Regions from separate parts of the Homo sapiens genome. Here region 1 is linked to region 2. Evidence: read pairs that join two places in POLR2A ChIA-PET (ENCODE). Cell type or tissue: MCF 10A. All regions are shown on one strand. Links, peaks and the distances in the headings refer to the core of each region. The heading gives the core; the rest is flanking DNA. Region 1 has its middle 13 kb from the start of LINC02656. Region 2 has its middle 27 kb from the start of LINC02649.

Evidence for each region. ChIA-PET counts read pairs that join two places held together with the same protein. Peaks named below come from ENCODE experiments on the same cell type or tissue, not always from the same donor. Only the 100,000 strongest peaks of a DNase experiment are listed, where the experiment ranks them.
Region 1: POLR2A ChIA-PET joins it to region 2 with 5 read pairs; 5 of 35 experiments call an interaction of 5 or more read pairs at or near these places.

What each region holds. Positions count from the first base shown.
Region 1 is chr10:6,361,835-6,364,646 of GRCh38, forward strand. No RefSeq gene overlaps it. Among named protein-coding and RNA genes, the nearest start is that of LINC02656, 13 kb to the left of the region's middle. In MCF 10A, for the core only: no CTCF peak of the experiment used is centred there; no DNase peak of the experiment used is centred there.
Region 2 is chr10:6,298,021-6,300,832 of GRCh38, forward strand. It overlaps a transcript of PFKFB3 not described here. Among named protein-coding and RNA genes, the nearest start is that of LINC02649, 27 kb to the right of the region's middle. RefSeq lists an enhancer at 867-2,066. In MCF 10A, for the core only: no CTCF peak of the experiment used is centred there; a DNase peak (open chromatin) is centred at 1,401.

The sequences.
Region 1 (2,812 bases), core at 141-2,640, 64 kb after region 2:
CAGGTGTTGCAATCTCTCACCTGGTTTCCTCAGCTCTTGTAAAATTATTTTTGTGTGTGAATAGTTGTTCAAATTGATGTTTCTGCAGAGAGATAATCACTGGAGAGTTTTCTTCCACCATCTTGCTCTGTCCCTGTCTTCTTAACAGATATATTTCTAATGGAAACTTTCAGGAAATACATAACAAGGAACACAACGTTGATATTCCAGAGGAAATCAGGCTTAATTGCCTTCAGGGTAAACAGATCAATATCTTACTCTAGGACTAGAGTCTGGGAGTACAAACCAGAGGGACATTAGTATTTTTACAATATCTACACTTCCTTGGATTTTTCGCACAGAGTATTAACTTTAGGAAGTTTACACTCAAGAGAAAATAGGCTGACTCTAAGAAAATCCAGGCTAGAGCGTTACTTGAATAAGGCTTTATCTCCATTAATGGGCTAAATAAGTTCAAGTGTGCACATCCATCCCAGAACTTCAGAGACTGCCTGTCTCAGACTGTAATGAAAGGAATAAGAGAGAATGGAAGAACTTTATATAAGACATAGAGGCCATTTTTGGAAATAAGCATTTGGATGGCAAAGAATTGAATCAGACAAATTAGAAATGAAGGAAGAGGACATAGAGTACCAGGTTAATATTTTTATAAGCTTAAGATGATAACATTTCAGGTCCTCATAGTAAAACATTATACCTCTTCCCTCCCTATGATACTTTCAACTTTTTACTTGTGTTATAATTTTTTTTATCAATTTCTCTCTGTCAGATTCTAAGCACCTCACAGGTAAGATAAACATAATTACAGTGTTAACTTAAATTCAAGTGGACATTCTTGCTACCAATTATTAACACACACAAAATATATAGCCAACAGGTATACTCGTTAATGTTCATGGTCTGTTAACTACTACTGAGGACTCTGAGTGATTTAAAAAAAAGGGCTTAAGGCCCAAACTCTCATGAAAATGTCTGAAATGATTCCTGTTGAAAAGGAATTGAAGTGGATAGGGTTATTTTCAGTGGCAACTGACCAATGAAATTCAATTTATTTCAATTTAACAATCCTATTATGTTTCAAAAAAGACAGTGTAAAAATATACTCTCCAGCTGTATTGGAAGAGAATTTTAAAGGACTGCTTTTGGCACACAGTTGGTATTCTTAAGAAATCATGCCAGAGGAACAACAACAGAGGTAGCACCTCAACTCTTGTTGGGCTATGCAGCTGATTCCAGGAGATTTCAGACCCTTGGCAGGTGTTCTGCTTATGGTTTCAGGTCACTCTGAACTCTAGAGTCTTAAACCTTTTCACTTCAAACACTGTTCTCACCTTTTGTTCAAAGTGATAATATCAGGGGAATATGTAGCAGCCAGTTAAAATTAATTTATCCATGTTAAAAGGATATTTGCTTGGAAGAAAGCTACAGACTAATTTCCTGCCAGTTCAATTTTATCCATTGCTGAAACCAGAAATCTCCACACTATCCTCAAAAACATCCTTCTTTTTATTCTTGACTGTCAATTTTACTTGCAAAATGCCTATCATGTCTGTGCCCACAGATCCATTTTTTGCTGCCACTATGTATTTCAAACCTCTGTCATCTCTTACATGGGCTCTTGCAGAAAACATCTGAAGTTAGTTATCCCTTCCTTTAATGCATGTGCTGCGCTTAACCATAGCTTGTGTCAGATCACAGCCCCAAGGAATACCTTCAATGGTTGCCCAGAGGATCAAGCGTTAAGTATCTTAGCATGATTTTCAAGGCATTGAGCAATCTGAGACCAATGTACTTTGCTGACTTTTCCTCCTGGGAGGCCCTGATGACCTTATGTCCTGGTCACACTTGATATTGCACCAATTCCTTCCTATGTCATGTACATTCATGCTTCTGTGACTTTGTTCAACCTGTTTCCTCCACCCAGATTTTTGTTCTCATTCTCCTTGCCTGGTGGAAGTCCATTCATCCTTTAAGACCCAGCCAGGTGGAATGGAACTTGCACAAGCTCCCTTATCTAACATGGTAGACACCAGCAATCAGCTGATTAATCAAAAGAGTCAGTCAGTCAAAGAAGGAAATAAAAAAATAAATAAAACCAACAGAGTAAAACGTTCTCACTTAAAACATAAGAACATTCATTTATTGACCCTTTGGTGGAAGACTTTTTGAGTGTGGTTTCTCTAATAGAAGTTCTTCAGACTTTCTTCATAGAGTACTGTCAGAATATTTATTTCCTTTTCCAGTTTGGGTTCCTTATAAAGGAGTGAGAATTTAAAGGTGCTTGAAAAGCAATCCAAATGCAGAGGTTTAGGCTTTTATGATTTCATCCCCCATCTTTTACAATGGTCTTATTTACCTCTAGTTAAACAGCATTAAAAAGTCAATTTTGCACACCAATGGTAACGTACTTAATACCCTGAACTGCATACTTAAACATGGTTAAAATGGTGTCTTAGTCAGCTCTGACTGCCATAACAAAATAGCACAGACTGGGTGGCCTAAACAACAGACATTTATTTTCTCACAGTTCTGGAGGCTAGAAGTGACACATCGAGGTGCTGGTCAAGTCAATTTCAGGTGAGGCCTCTCTTTTTGGCTTGAAGGTAGTGCATTTTCTCTGTTCTCACATGGCAGGGTGGAGTCGGGGAGCACTCTCAGATGTCACTTCTCATAAGGACACTAATCCTATTGGATCAGGGCCCCACCCTTAGGGCCTCATTGAACCTTAATTACTTCCTTAGAGGTTGCAGCTTCAAATACAGCCACTCTGGGGTTAGGCTTCTACATAGGGATTTTGGAAAGACACAAACAT
Region 2 (2,812 bases), core at 131-2,630:
GTCACTATGTTCTATTTAGGTATGGAACTTACCAGAACAGAAAGAAGGGGGGAGGAAGGAGACTTCTTGGCTAGCAGTCTGTTTATCTTATAAATCAGTCTGATCTCTTGAGCAAAAGTTAAAGGGAAAAAGTGGAGGAGACACTGTGACCTGGCCTAGGAAGTCTAGGTTTAAGCCAAGCCAAACACACTTCTCCTCTGTCTCAGCTCTGTGAGCTGTGAGTTCTGCTTCTCCTAGGGTAACCTCGGATTACCCTAGGTTACCTTGGCCAATGCCCGTGGAAACTGGCTCAAGAAAGGGAAGTAGGAGAATGGCAGAGTCCAGAGTCCACTTATTCTATGGTTCAGGGCACTTTTTTTTTTTTTTTCTTTTTTTGAGACAAGGTCTTGCTCTTTGCCCAGGAATTCAGTGGTGTGATCATAGCTCATTACAGCCTTCTACTCCTGGGGTCAAGAGATCCTCTCATCTCAGCCTCCCTAGTAGCGAGGACTATAGGCACACTTCCTGGATAATTTTTAAATATTTTTCAGAGATGGGGTCTTGCTATGTTGCCCTGGCTAGTGTTGAACTTCTGGCCTCAAGCAATCCTCCTGCCTCGGCCTCCCAAAATGTTGGGATTACAGGTGTGAGCCACTGCACTTGGCCTTGTTCAGTGCATTTTCAGGGCATCCTGAAAGGCCAGGCCTGGATCTTGGGCAGCTGTTCAGGAGCATTCCAGCTGTGAATGGTCCTGAATGTCTTCCTGGCCTTCCAGATGGATCTCTAACGCACCCCAACGCAGGTGCTCCCTGAAGACATACCGGATCTGTTGGTGCGGAAAAAGAATGCAGCATTTGGTGGCTTATAGTGCTGTGCCAACTATTGCTTAGGTAATTTATATGACATCTTATTTTCTCCACCTGATTCTAAGCTCCTTGAGGACACGTCTGGTTCATCTCTGTTGGCTGCATAGCCTAAAACCCATGCTGGTGCATCCTGATTTCATTTCCTTCTCGGATGTAATGAAAGCACTCAAATGATATTGATTGCCTCCTCTTTAGGTTGACAAATAAAACCTTTAAATTCTGTTTTTCCTGGTGTTTCCTTTGTAGGATTGGAAACGATGGTCTTGATAGCGCTGTGGTTAGCAAAGCATTAATGGCTCACTCTCCTAGGGGAGACACGTCAGTTGATACCATGCACTCTGCATGCAATTTTCAGAAATGGTGTTTGCTTTTTTCAACGTTGGTTGTGTTGCTGCTCTAGACGAACCAGCTTCTATTCCTGTCTTTACTCAGAGGTAGGTAGGATTCTTCCCCAGGCACCTACAGACCTGACTAGGATTTACAGGCAGGGGTGAGTCAGCTGACCCAGGAGGGTGGCATCCCATAGTTAGGACAGAGAGAGACTCACTGGCACGTGCTGGGTCCCTGCGTTGTCCTAACGTGCCTCCTTGCAGGTAGCATGGCTGAGTCAGTGTGCCGTGAGTCACAGGCTGCGGGAGGTGAACTTGAGCCTCACTCCGGCATTGATCTTTCGCAGGGATATATTGTTAGTTCCCGTCTGTTAAGACCGATAAAGGGTAATAATTTACTGGCCTCAAGTTTGTCTTCTCTTTGATTTCACCAAATCTTCTCCTTATACAGGAATTGCTTGACCTTGACTTTTCAGGAATTTACCCAATTTTATACTCTTGGCGTCTCCTGGGCTTAGAACCCCTTACCTCCAACCTTGCTCCCTGGCTAACTTCTACCCTTCCTTCAAAGCTCAGCAGAGATGGCACCCCCTTTCTGAAACAGTCCCCAGTTCCTGGGAAGAGTGAAGGCCTGAAGCTGTGTTGAGGGTGGCACTTAGCCCCTGGTTTGGAGCTCCATGTTTCCTTCACTGTCTGCTGAACATTTTAAGGCGTCGATTTGGACTTTCCTAGGCTTGCATTCCCAGAGCCTAGTGCAGTGCCTGTTCAGAAGACTTTTTTTTTTTTTTTTTTTTTTTTTTTTAGTGAAGAGGGAGGAATGTTAAGCCTCACCAAGTCTGATTATGCTAAGATCACTTAAATTTTTTCTGCCTTTTCAGAATACCCATTGTAGTTAGGGTTAGTACCCATGGTTTGGCACTTACTGGTTCTGTGGTTGTTGGGTGCCTTGTTTGTCTCTTCGGGCGAGATGCGAGTCACTCCAGGGCAGCATCTGTTCCTCATATTCCTCTCACATTCTTTAAAGCCTCCCTGTGTGCACTCAAGCCACACAATGAACCTTCCTGCCTTTGCCCACAAGGCTGAGAACTCTTCAAAGTGAGACTGTGTCTTACGCATTTTCACTTCCTCCATCATTTGACACAGGACCTGGCACGTAACAGATGTTTAATAAATACTTGTATTTATTGAATAGGAATAGGTAGTAGATTCTAGAGACATAGTGAGCTCAGCTCAAGTTCAGTTGCATCAGGGAAGGCTCCCCCATGCCCCCGGCAGCTCCCTCTCTCTGTGCCTATGCAACCTTTAGCAGCATGAGCTGCCTTGAAAAGTCAAAGCCAGCTTTTCCAGAAAGCAACTCAGCAACTCTCTCCTGGGGCCAGAACTGCTCCGAAACGGGAACAGCTGTGTATATTCTTTGATCGTTAGCAGGAAACGATGTGTCGTGTCTCAAAGCACCTTTTCATGCTGCTTTCTTATTAACTCCACCCAGAAGCCCTTGCCTTAGCAAAGCCAGTCTCGCGAGGCACCGTGGAAGTCCAGAGTTGAGTGCAGCTGGGTTTGATTCATTCCTGGGCTTGATTTCTGGAATCCTCCTAGATTCCTTCCTGGGTTTGAGTTCTGGAAGCCTTGGTTTCTTGA